Regions from separate parts of the Mus musculus genome. Here regions 1 and 2 are each linked to region 3. The links are chromatin contacts, found by POLR2A ChIA-PET in ENCODE. All regions are on one chromosome and are shown on one strand. Each heading gives the region's core, a stretch centred on a gene start or an enhancer-like site at or near the end of the contact. The rest is flanking DNA. Distances are from core to core; before and after follow the strand shown. Region 1 holds the start of Eci1 (enoyl-Coenzyme A delta isomerase 1). Region 2 holds the start of E4f1 (E4F transcription factor 1). Region 3 holds the start of Pkd1 (polycystin 1, transient receptor poteintial channel interacting).

Evidence for each region. ChIA-PET counts read pairs that join two places held with the same protein, here RNA polymerase II (POLR2A).
Region 1: POLR2A ChIA-PET joins it to region 3 with 10 read pairs in embryonic stem cell. The contact joins the promoter of Eci1 here to the promoter of Pkd1 in region 3. POLR2A ChIA-PET finds 5 or more read pairs at or near these places in 3 of 5 experiments (Patski and embryonic stem cell).
Region 2: POLR2A ChIA-PET joins it to region 3 with 35 read pairs in embryonic stem cell. The contact joins the promoter of E4f1 here to the promoter of Pkd1 in region 3. POLR2A ChIA-PET finds 5 or more read pairs at or near these places in 3 of 5 experiments (Patski and embryonic stem cell).

The regions. Positions count from the first base shown.
Region 1 is chr17:24,424,216-24,428,517 of GRCm38, forward strand. Eci1 (enoyl-Coenzyme A delta isomerase 1) reads left to right here and starts at 2,468. Exons shown (of 7, transcript NM_010023.4): 1 at 2,468-2,527; 2 at 2,638-2,724. The coding sequence starts at 2,488. It overlaps Rnps1 (RNA binding protein with serine rich domain 1), which reads left to right. Exons shown (of 9, transcript NM_009070.2): 8 at 187-328; 9 at 871-1,683. The coding sequence ends at 970.
Region 2 is chr17:24,453,410-24,457,511 of GRCm38, forward strand. E4f1 (E4F transcription factor 1) reads right to left here and starts at 1,983. Exons shown (of 14, transcript NM_001301784.1): 1 at 1,726-1,983. The coding sequence starts at 1,879.
Region 3 is chr17:24,548,352-24,552,660 of GRCm38, forward strand. Pkd1 (polycystin 1, transient receptor poteintial channel interacting) reads left to right here and starts at 1,599. Exons shown (of 46, transcript NM_013630.2): 1 at 1,599-2,126. The coding sequence starts at 1,912. It overlaps LOC115488769 (a long non-coding RNA gene), which reads left to right and starts at 2,133. Exons shown (of 2, transcript XR_003952238.1): 1 at 2,133-4,309.

The DNA.
Region 1 (4,302 bases), core at 1,218-3,717, 120 kb before region 3:
AAGAAATGGGCCACCATGCCTGTCCTGTTTCATTTTGAGCTAGTACATGTTGCCTAAGCTAATTAAGGGTCCTCCCCTGCCTCTACCTCCTGAATGCTGGGATTTCAGGCATATACTGCCACACCACAAGTGAGCTATGTTATATGTTAGTCAGAAATTTTATGGTTTTGTTCCTGTTTTCTACAGGACAAATTGATGGCCAAGAGATCACTGCTACTGCTGTGTTGGCACCCTGGCCTCGGCCACCACCTCGGCGATTCAGCCCCCCTAGGAGGATGCTTCCACCACCTCCCATGTGGCGTAGGTCACCCCCACGGATGAGGAGAAGGTGAGTCAATTGGGAATTGTCCTTAAGCCAGCTTGCTGCTTTGTAGGTTTTATAAACCTAAATGGCTGTGGTAACTTTTAGTCCTTTGGGGTTGGATGTAGAAAGCAGGTCAGCATGTGGTACTGGGAGTTGGCCAGAGAAAGGACAGTCAAAATCTGTGGTGTTGACAAGCAGGTGAGTCCCTTCCAAGGAACCAGTTCAAGAGTCTGTGCTGTCGTGGGTCCCAAGAGACCCTCTGTCTTTCAGGCAGGGTGGCATACGCATTTAACTCTAGCACCTGGGAGGCAGAGGCAGGCAGATCTCTGGGAGTTCGAGGCCAGCCTGGTCTGTGGATCTAGTTCCAGAATAGCCTGCTATATACAGAGAAACCCTGTCTCGAAAAACCAGAAGGGGGCGGGGGGGGGGCTTTCGGGTGAGACATAGCAGAAGCCACCGTTTGGGGTTGTGAACAGAAAAAGAATTGTCTTAGAAAGGCCAGTCTGTCCCATAGCTGTGCTGTTTGAATATTGCACTCTTGGCTGACCAGGCTTCTCTTCCCACAGGTCTCGATCCCCAAGACGCAGGTCCCCTGTGCGTAGGAGGTCTCGCTCTCCTGGCCGCCGCCGCCACAGGAGCCGATCCAGCTCCAACTCCTCCCGATAAGCAGGGACATTGATTCGTACCTCTGTAACTTATGTTCCCCAGACTCTGTTTTGTCCTTTTCTCTAGCCAAGTGAGGGTCTGTAGAGAAGGATCCCTTACTGGGTACAGCAGTTGAGATATCTCCTCTACAGAAGGGTTCTGGCTTGTAGAGCTACTGTTGGTTCACGGCTGCTCCCATAGAGGTGCCCTGTAGTTTTCTGGCTAGAAAGTTCATCCCTTCAGTTCTTGATAGGCTGGTAGCAGAGCCAGCTGGAACCTATGGCAGCACACGGATTTCCACAGATGACCCAGAACCAGACAGCCTGGTCTAGCCCCCGCTGTGCCACACCTGTGCAAAGGACCACACTGCTCTTCTGTTCGGCCGACCATGCCCTGCTGAGTACGCTTCAACTTAGAGGGCTAAAACCTTTGAAGGATTCCTCCACAAATGGTTACCTTTCTGTCCCCGTGTCTCTGTTACTTTCTAGAATTTGTGAGCCAGTTCTACAGGGTCCTCATGAAACCTACCCCACCCCGTTGTCACCTGCCATTCATGGTGATGTTGCAGGTTAACCTTGGCAGTGTGTACATTGCCCCTTTTTGCTTTTATTGTACAGTCAGTACTATAAAATTTGTTTTGAGTTTTATAACTTTGTAGCATTTTAGATAAGGTTGTGTTTGTACTTGTGTAGAGTGAAAGGACTGTTGAATAAAACCTAGGATTAGAATGCAAATTGAGTGCTGGTTTTACTGTCTGTCTTAGTCCAGAAGAGTCATAATTTGTATGACTCAACTAAGAACTCACTTTGAGTTTAATCCCCAAAGTGGCATTTCTAAAAGCCAGGAGGACAGGTGGTGAGACGGCCTGGGGCTCAGAAGCTGACTCTGCCTGAGATGCTGCCGCCGCAGGAAAACTGGGAGGGACAGTTCTCTCTTCTGTCTCATACTGGTGCACCACAGAAGAAAAGTCTTAACCAAGAAGGAAGACTTCAGCCCGGCGTGGTGGCGCACGCCTTTGATCCCAGCACTTGGGAGGCAGAGGCAGGCAGATTTCTGAGTTCAAGATCAGCCTGCTCTACAGAGTGAGTTCCAGGACAGCCAGGACTACACAGAAACCCTGTCTCAAAAAACCAAAAAAAAAAAAAAAAAAAGAATAAAAGGAAGACTTCTTGTGTTTGTGCCCCTTGAGTATTGAGTCAAATAAAAATGCACTATTTGGGGCAAATAGCCTAGGTAAAGCCTCCCAGTCACCCCTGTGCTGGCAAGGCCGTCTGTTTTTCACTACGGTGCCAGCCTTGATTTATGGTCCTAATCCCAGCTCTGCAAGTGCCTCTGAGCTCTGGCAGCTCGCCCCAGCAGAATGAAAGCACTCTTGGACACACACCCTGCCCTAACTGGCACAGGGGAAACCCAGTCCTCTGGACGCTGCGGACTGGCTAACCTTGGCCTTGTGGGGCGGGGCCGGCCGGAGAGGAGGAGTCTGCAAGGCCGGGCTGGAAGCGAAGCCGCTGGCTCTGTAGTCCCCACTGATATCCAAGATGGCGCTGGCTGCTGCGCGTCGCCTTCTGCTGCACGCGGGTGCGTGGCCCGGGCGAGAGCGCTGGTGCAGGGCCTCACAGGGCTGGGTGCGCGGGCGGCGGTGGCGAGAGTCTGGGCGTGCTTGCTAACGTGCTCCGGGCTGTCTGCAGGATCCCGCCTCGGGCGCAGGGAAGCGGTGGACGGCGCGCGGCGCTTCGCTAACAAGCGGGTGCTGGTGGAGACGGAGGGCCCGGCAGGTGAGAGGGAGGGAGGGCCACATCTCGTTCATGTCCTCGGGCTCCGAGCCCACACGGTCTGTGAGGTCGGGCTGACGATGAGCTCTTGGAATTCCCAAAAGCAGGGAGTGAGCATAAGCTCACATAAACTCAGATTCTGATTAAAACCTAAGTTCATACCGGGCGGTTTAAATGACAGAATGGGTGAGTTTTTAAAGCTTTGGTTAAAGTTCCTAAAGTTATGGTCTGTTACTTAAACTATTAGTTAAGAATGATTATAGCTTGCGGCGGTGGCTCATGCTTGTAAACTCAGCTGAAGCCAGTCTGAGCCACGTGAGACAGTGTCTCAAAAATCTCACAAAAATGATTGGGAGCGTTTTTGAATATTTTCCTAATACTGGAATGTGGCACAGCAACATTTTCCTAGTTAATGTTGGGTCGCTCCCTGCCCACAACAGAAGGAAGCACCTCCCCTCACAAGCAGAGGCAGGAGGATGGTGAAGTTGAGGCCAACCTGGGCTACGGCTGGAGCCTGCTTTTCCTGTGCTGTTTTGTTTTTTAAAGTGACGATGCGGGGAGAGGGGGAGATTGTAATTTTCCAGGACAGTGACAATGCACTTATGGAAGAAAAACCTGGGAGGGGAGGACAGAGCTAGGGCTAGAGCTTAGGATCACAGTCTATAGGGGGAGGGAGCATTCAACCTAGACATGGAGGTCAAAGTCTGCAAAGTCTGGATTCCCCCCCCCCCAGAGTGATAGAATATGAGTGCACTGGAGAGAGAAAGAAGTGCCTTAATAGTGCCAGACCTGCAGGCTTCAATCCCAGTACCACAAAAGGAAATAAATAAAAATACTACAATAGGTAGCAGTAAAAACTATACCATGGCAAAGTCAGTGGATTATACACTTAAAGGTGACAAGATGTTTAGACTATCATGTAGATGTCATCACAATTTAGAGTAATAAGGTAGTGGCATATATTTTTACATGTATATATTTACCTATATATTTTATATATAATTTTAAGTAATAAGTACGTAACTTATGTATCTCTAGTGAAAAAGCAAAGGTAAAATAGCAACTGGTTTTATTTATTTTTTTTTTTGGTTTTGTAGAGCCAATGGTCCCTATATTTCAAAGGCAAAATTTAAAAGTCCATATGTCCCTTTAGCTTATGGGGTTTTTGTTGGTTTTTTTTGTTTGAGACAGGATTTTATTTATCCCAGGCTGGCCTGGAACTCATGTAACTGTGTGGCTGAGACTTAACCCACCTGCCTCTACCTCCCAAGAGCTGTGATCACAAGTGTTTGTCACACTTTACTTTTTTCTTTTTTTTTTTTAATTTATTTTATTTATGTACGTGGGTTTGGAGGATTTTTGGTGTTTGTTTGTTTTTGCCTTCCTGTATGTTTTGGCCTGTGGAGGCCAAAAATAGGATGTTAAAATCCCCTGAAGGGCTGGAGAGATGGCTCAGAGGTTAAGAGCACTGACTGCTCTTCCAGAGATCCTGAGTTCAATTCCCAGAAACCACATGGTGGCTCACAACCATCTGTAATGGGTTCCAATGCCCTCTTCTGGTGTGTCAGAAGGCAGCTACAG
Region 2 (4,102 bases), core at 733-3,232, 95 kb before region 3:
GCCAGCCAGACTCAAGCTTCCAAAACAGTCTGTCTTGTTTCCACTGTCTTATAGTCAGTCCCACATCAAAGTCAAACCCAGCCTGGGACAAGGAGGAGTCAATGACAAATTAATGATCAAATAAAAGGTCAAACCCAAGCTATGACTGGCCCATAGGCCACCTGAAAGAGGGTGGTGCCCTCCACTCTGCTCACACAAACTAAACACCGAAGAGCCTTACCCCTCCCACCCCACTCATTTAGAGTCTGACTCAGCACCAAAATGTTGATACTCAAAGAGTCCCTGACCCAGAAAAGGACACACCTATCCCATTTCACACTAAGACCATAAACCAGAGGTTCTCAACAGGTGGGTCCCGACCCCTTGGGGTTGCTACCAAATATCTACATTACAAATCAGCACAGTAGCAAACTTGCGGTTATGAAGTAGCAACAAAACAACTTTCCGGTTGGGAGTTCCAGAATATAAGGAACTGTATTAAAGGATGGAAGTATTAGGAAGTCTGAGAACCAATGTCATAAGTAGACCCAAGAACCTACAAGCATATGCCTTTATCCCAGCAATGGGGAGACTGAGTCAGGACCATCTCTGTGAGTTCAAGGCCAGCCAAATCTACATAGTGAGACCCTGTCTTTAAAAAACAAAAACAAAAACCAGGAACTCAGCTGGATAGTGGTGGCTCATGCCTTTAATCCCAGCACTTGGGAAGCAGAGGCAAGCAGATTTTTGAGTTCGAGGCCAACCTGGTCTACAGAGTGAGTTCCAGGACAGCCAGAACTATACAAACACTGTCTCAAACAAACAAACAAACAAACAAACAAACAAAAAACCTAGAAACTCCAAAGAGTTCCCTGAGACGGTAACTGACTCTCTCCAAGCTGAAATAAGGGAAAAAAAAATTACAGTGGGACTGAGTTCTTTCATGACAAAGAGCAGCAATATACCAGTAATACTTGTCAAACCACTTCCTGTCTGATCAAATCTACAGCTCCGTGGAACTAATGCACAGGAGATACCCAAACCACCTCTAAAAAATATCAGCACCTAGAGACGTAATCCTTGGTGCCAACACAGCCCTCGGCATACAGACACGATTTTAACTCTTTGCCATACTCCTAGGAAAAATTAAAGGGTTTAAGAGAGGAGTTACAGCCCCGGCTCCAATCTGATCCTTGACAGGAACCAGATGGACGACCTTGAACCTCAATTATCTCCATCTCTGAAGTGAATAGTAGTAATGATAGTTCGCCTTTCGAGCTTGGTTTAAGTAATGGTACAAGTCGGATTGAGCGGGGGGTGTTCCGCACATTCTTGGAAGCGTTGCTCCACCCCGTAGGGAAGGCCCAGGTCCTCAGTGGGGCGGTGCCGCCTCCCCAGGTCAGGTCCCTAATCCCTGTCTGACAGAGCGGCCCCGCCTCCAGTCTCCAGCTCCGCCCGAACTAAGGCCCGAGTGGCAGAGGAGAAGCAGAAGCTAGGGCTGATGGGCGCTGAAGAGGAGCGAGCGATGTTTGTTTGGCCAGATCGACCCCAAGGGGCTGGAGAAATGGGCTCCCTGTGAGCCTCTGCATCTGGCCCAACGGGTTAGAGGCAGTCCGAAGGGAAACCTGTGAGAGTTGTGAAGGTTTACAGACACTCGAGTAGCCAGGATCCGGGCGAGACCGTACACCGCAGCCCGGACAGAGCCGCCCGCACCCCGGCCGCACCAGGCTTCGGTAGGCTCGTTACCTTCCTCGCTGAAGGGCGCTGGGAGCCCAAGGAAGCCGCCGGAGGACAAGGCCGCCGCCGCCGCAACCCCGCCCTCGCCCGCTTCACGCCCGGCTTCGGCCCGGGCTTCTGCCGTATGAGCGGCCGTCACCCGCACTGCCATCGCGCCCTCCATGTCGCAACGCGCCACAGGAAGATGGCGGATTTACGACCATGTCGTCATAACAACGGGCCGCACCGAGGGCTGCGTGTCCGACAGGCAGGGGGCGGGACAAAAACGAATTTGACGGACAGGCAAAAAGGCGGGGCTATGGGTTGCGGTCTAGCGCGTCAGTAGAGGTGGAGCTTGGCTCTTTGAGAGCCATCAGCGCCAGACATCAGGGCGGAAGTGGGCGTGGCTTGTGTTAAATTGGCAGGACTTGGTCCAAAGTGAACTATCCGTGGAGTAAGAACTCTCCCTTTCTCTCACTTTTTTAAAAAAAGATTTATTTACTTTATGTATATGAGTACATGTACAGCTGGTTGTGAGCCTTCATATGGTTGTTGGGAATTGAATTTTTAGGACCTCTGCTTGCTCCGGTTGCTCTGGTTGCCCCACTTGCTCAGGTCAACTCCACTTGCTCAGTCCCTGCTCGCTCAGGCCTAAAGATTTATTCATTAAGTACACTGTAGCTATCTTCAGACGCATCAGAAGAGGGCGTCAGATCTCTTTACAGGTGGTTGTGAGCCACCATGTGGTTGCTGGAATTTGAACTCAGGACCTTCAAAAGAGCAGTCAGTGTTCTTAACCGCTGAGCCATCTCTCCAACCCCTTCTCTCACTTTTTTGTTTTGTTTTTTTAATGTAGTATGGTTTGTCTGCATACATGTCTGTGCACCACGTGCATGCCTAGCGCCCGTGGGGCCCAGAAGAGGGTGTCTGACCTGGAACTGGAATTACAGATGAAGTTACATGTAGGTGTTGGGAAATGAACCTAGATACACAGCCAATGTGTTCTTAGCCGCCCAGAGAATCTGAACTCTTTAGGGTTGCTACCCAATATAGAATCCTGGACTCAGACCTGGGTTGCAATGTCAGAATTTCCTGGGCATGAGAAAGAACTCCATTTGGAGATAGTTCGAGTGCTCCTTTCCAAAGACTTTTTTTGTAAAGATTTATTTTATGTATAGGAGTACACTGTAGCTGTACAGATGGTTGTGAGCCTTCATGTGGTTGTTGGATATTGAATTTAGGACCTCTGCTTGCTCTAGTCAACCTCGCTCATTCAGTCTGTACTCACTCTGGCCCAAAGATTATTTATTATAAGTACACTGTAGCTGTCTTCAGACACAACAAAAGAGGGCGTCAGATCTCATTACAGGTGGTTGTGAGCCACCATGTGGTTGCTGGGATTTGAACTCAGGACCTTCAGAACAGTCAGTGCTCTTACCCACTGAGCCAGCGAGCCAGCCCCAAGACTTTTATTCGGTATATGAAAAGTATTGAAAAGTATACATAAAAGTGACCATTTGTGACATTTAGTACACCGACTGAGTTGAGCGCTTATCACCAAAATTGGTTAACTGATTGGTTCATTGGTCGATTTGAGACAGGGTCTGGCTTTGTAGCTCCCTGTGGCCAGTAACTCGGTGGCCCCGGTAACTTGGTGCTGGGAATATGCCTGACTTAGTTCTAGAACATTTTCATCATCAAAACCTGTACTGACTGTAGCTCATTTTGGTAGCCAGCTCACCTATCAAGCACAAAATGAATAAAATAAAATAAAAAATGAACAGAGTATCTCAGGTTAATCCCAACATTTGGGGGATGATCCTTAGCTAAATAGGGAGTTCAAAGCCAGCCTAAGACATAAGAGAAGGGGGAGAAGAGAGAGAAACAGAAAGTGAGTTATTGAATAATATTGAAATGCATCGTATAAACAATGCATTTATATTTCATTTACAGTCAACTTGTATCTATCATTTTGGCTAATATAAAGTGTTGCTCTGAACATTCTTGTATAATTTGCTTTTATATTTTTGTATTGTTTCCAAGTCCCTTTTATTTATTTTTATTTCTTTATTTTCCTTCTCACTCTGGCCCCACTTGCTCTGGCCCAAAGATTGATTGATTTATTTATTTATTTATTTATTTATTTATTTATTTATTTATTTATTTATTATATGTAAGTACACTGTAGCTGACTTCAGACACACCAGAAGAGGGCATCAGATCTCATTAGAGGTGGTTGTGAGTCACCATGTGGTTGCTAGAATTTGAACTCAGGACCTTCAGAAGAGCAGTCAGTGCTCTTACCCGCCTAGCCATCTTTCCAGCAGGCCCTGGAAGGGATTTTTTATAAACTCAGTCATGGGCCGAAAGGGTGGCTCATGGGTCAAGAGCACTTAATGCTCTTGCA
Region 3 (4,309 bases), core at 349-2,848:
TAGGAACCTCTCACTCTAGAGTACTGGCCTGAGAAGCGCATGCTACCATGCATGCTCTGTGAGTTGGTTTTGTTTGTTTGTTTGTTTTTCGAGACAGGGTTTCTCTGTGTAGCCCTGGCTTTCCTGGAACTCACTCTGTAGACCAGGCTGGCCTTGGACTCAGAAATCTGCCTGCCCCTGCCTCCTGAGTACTGGGATTAAAGGCGTGTGCCACCTCACCCGGCTTCTGTGCGTTTCAATATATTTAATAAGGCTGTTCATTCACTCGTCTAATTACGGAACAAACATGCTTATTGGCCCCAAAGAACGTCCCACCCCTTTCCTCCAGTCTCAAGGCACTCATCAACTTCCTGTCTTTGTGGACTTTTCTCTCCCTTTTTAATTTAATTTTTCTTTCCCTTTTTGAATATTTCCTGTGTAGTTCTTGGTATTTGGACGTCTAAACATTTTTTTCAAGGATTACTCCCCGGTGCTATGGTTGGAGTCTTTTCTCTCAATTTAATTTTGTCTTTAGCTCCTGCGCACAAGGATCTACAGTACCTGGAGACTGAAGCCTGAGATGGAGCTGCTTGGCGGGTGGGCGGGTGGTACAGCGTCTCCCCAGCACCTCCGCAGGGTGGTCTGCGCGGAGTGGTGGAGGGCACGGCGCTAAACTGCACCCACTCCAGGTGAGCTCAATCTCATGCATCACTTCTGAGCCTCTGCAGCATGCTCTGGCAGAGGTCCATGATATGACGCAGCAAGTATTTATTGACTCAGGTCGGCGGTACTCTCCAGGGTCAGAGAAGACTTGCGAAGTGGAAGCTCGCACAGCTGGCACCCAGAAACTGTAGGTCGCAGGGTTTTTTGTTTTGTTTTGTTTTTTTAATTTATTATCAGTGTAGAGCGCATGCTATGGCCAGGGTGTTGCGGCCAGAGGACAACTTTGTATAAGTTGGATTTGTGTACGTGGATTTCGGGAGAGGACTCAGCTGATTAGGCTTCCTTTATCCGCTAACCGACCCCCCACCTCCACAGGGTTTCTCGGTATATCCCTAGCTGTCCTGGAACTCACTCTGTAGACCAAGCTGGGCTCTGAACTCAGAGATCCACCTGCCTCTGCCACCCGAGTATTGGGATTAAAGTCTTTGCCACCACCACCCAGTGCTGAGCCCTCTCTTCTGCACCTACTAGTGTTTTTAATATTGTGACTGTTGATTGCAGAAGGCTAGGAGCGAAGAAACCTACTGACTCCAAGAAGGCCTCAACAGCCAGAGGACTTCAAGGGGGAACTCGGGAAAGCAGGGTGAATAGCCATAAGCTCTCCAGCCGTTGTGGGTAGGGGACAGCCTAAGCGGGCAGCTGCTCAAACCGCAGCCTGACTCGGGGCTCGAAACGCCGCAGCAGAGGGGGCGGAGCTTCCTCCACCTTCAAGCCTGGTCTGCAGCAGACCCAGCGGTGCAGAAGGCGGGGCCTCCGGAGGACTCCCCTCCCGTGAGACCCCGCCCACCAAGGCTCACGCTCACTGGGCGGAGCCTCTGAGGGCGCCCTTCCTTCAGGCCCCGCCTACTGCAGGATCTGCAATGAAGAGGGCGGAGCCTGTGAAGGCCTTCTCTTCATCCAGTCCCACCTACAGCCAACTTGGAAGCGCAGGGGCGGAGTCTGAGGGCGCCCCGCCCCACGCCGGAGGTGGGGGAGGAGGAGGAGCTGGCGCTGGGTCTGCAGTGCAGCGCGAATGCGCGAGCAGGCGGCCAAGGCCCTGAGGTGCGGCCTGCCCCAGAGCGCTGAGCAGCTGTCGCACCGCAGACGGGCCACGGCCGCCGCGGCATTCAGCCCCGTGCCGCACCATGAGGTCCGCGGGCCCCTCCTGAACTGCGGCTGCCGGCGCAAGGGGCCTCGGGGAACCGGGGCCATGCGCGGGCTGCGCTGACGATGCCGCTCGGCGCGCCTGCTCTCCTGGCGCTGGCCCTAGGCCTGGGCCTGTGGCTCGGAGCGCTGGCCGGAGACCCTGGGCGCGGCTGCGGGCCTTGCCCGCTCCCCTGCTTTTGCGGCCCTGCGCCCGACGCCGCCTGCCGCGTCAATTGCTCCGGCCGCTGGCTGCAGACGCTAGGGCCGAGTCTGCGCATCCCGGCTGACGCCACCGCGCTGTGAGTAGCTGCGCCGAGGCAGTGCAGGCGGGCAGGCGGTTGCCATGGCGGCGGGCGGCCTGGCTAGAGCATCATGACTGGGTCCGGCGGGAGCAGGGCTGAGGTAGATAGAGCCCTTCTGGAGCTTTGCCGGGCTGTCGGCCGCAGAGCGTGGGCGCGGTCCTGAGCTCGGGCCGCAAGACGCAGCGGGGCCTGGCCGCTCCTAGGGCGAGGCTCCAGCAGGGATGTCGGCCCGACTAAATAAGGAAAACCTTGGACCTCAGCCGGCGTGACCCAGAAGAGTAGCCAAAAATCCCAGTTCCTACGAAGACTGACGTTTTACGTTGCGGGGCTCCTCAAACAGGAGCTACAACAGTGCGTGGGGCGTGGTAGGAGGTTGCGGAATAAACGTTAATTAGAGACTAATTGAGGTGTATCCTGGGGTTGGAGATTTCTGTTGGGGCTCAGAGCTGGCCTCTAGGGGAAGAGTCTCGACAAGAATTTTATGGATGTGTAAGAATTGACTATGTTTAAGGGACAAAAGGTTGGTCCAGCGGCCTGGCCTGAGGTTGGCCACACATAGTGACTGCTGGAGAAGTGTTAGGGAGTAGAGGGTGTGATGGATGTGGGCCTCTAGTGGTACTTAGGGAGGGGAAATTGCCAGGAGGGGTTAAAACATTTGCCATTTCGGCAGTTTTGCCTTCTGAAAGTAACAGGCAAATCTCACTGAGAGATCAACATCTTGAACCAGGCTTAACTAGTCTCTTTTTATAGATTATCACACTTAATTCTTAGTCCAGTTCTCTGGCGTAGAGCCAGACCTCTGTTTTACAGGTGAGGAAAGAAGCTTGGAGATGCGATGTATTTTCAAGGTATCACAGCCTAGACATCATAGCTTAGGTTTGGACCTTTGCAGTGTTGGCAACCAGGGTTGGATCAAAAATGTTAAGAGGAGATTGCAGACTGCAGTAATTTGTCTCAGGATTAACTGATTCCAACCGGTTTTTTTTTTGTTTTGTTTTGTTTTGTTTTTGTTTTTTTCCCCCAAGACAGGGTTTCTCTGTATAGCCCTGGCTGTCCTGGAGCTCACTCTGTAATCCAGGCTGTCCTGGAACTCAGAAATCCGCCTGCCTTTGCCTCCCGAGTGCTGGGATTAAAGGTGTGCACCACCACTGCCCGGCTGATTCCAACCTCTTAGACTTCCTGGGCACTTCAGCCACAGTAGTTCTTGCTGCAATTCCCTCAGGAACTTGTTAAAGTAGAAATGGTCCCTTTCACTGGTTTTTATAATGGGCTTGGTGACTTCACCCTAGTATGGAGCTGAGATTTGGGTTCCTATGATTGTGTTCCTTGACCACTGTAGCATTTGTGGTGCAGCTGTCTCTGGAGATGGATCCCCTTTTGCTATCTAATAGGATCCACAGAATTGCATCTGATCCAGATTTATGGATGCTATGAATGAGGGCACTTCTTTCTCTCTGCTACCTGGTATCTGTAGGAGTCAGGTCCAGCTCCTGTTGGCTCCTTCTTCACCCTCTGCTGACCTCCCAGGAGCTGTCTAGGGAATGAAAGATGAGAGCCTACAAGTCTGTGGGCTCTGCTCGGCAGTGAAGCTTGAGCGGTTGCCCTGGGTTTGGTACAAGGGGTTTTCTGAGAGCTAATAGCTTGACTGACTTCATACGGTTCTCAAGATATTAGCCCCTCACATTGTGGGAAGAGACATCTGATAGACCTCATGTGTGGACAGATGGGTAAAGAATTCACATTTTTATTTCTACCTCCAACACTGCTTCTAAGAGACTTAACCGGCTGAGGCCTCAGGGACAGGTGTTGAGTTCCCCCTACTGCTTCTCAAGGTCAGTTTGTGTCCAGTAGGTTGTCCATTCTGTAGACTACTGCAGATCAGATAGATGGTTTTCTCTGAGGACCAAGGACACAGACAGCAACCTTAGGCTAGTGCTTAGGTGCCCAAGGAACATTGCCTTCTTTCTGATTATCAGACCCCTCTGTATGTGTGTGGCTCTTTGGCAGGACGGCTATGTCTGGTAGCAGGACAGCTGGTCTTCTGAGAGCATAGCTTCCCAGCGTTTCTTGGCTTAAAATCATGCTGCTGCTTAAGAAAGGTGACGTTCCTGGAAGGGTGCTGCTACTTAACTCACTCTGAGCTTTACTGTGGATCATTTAAAGCCTTGCTATTGTGAAAA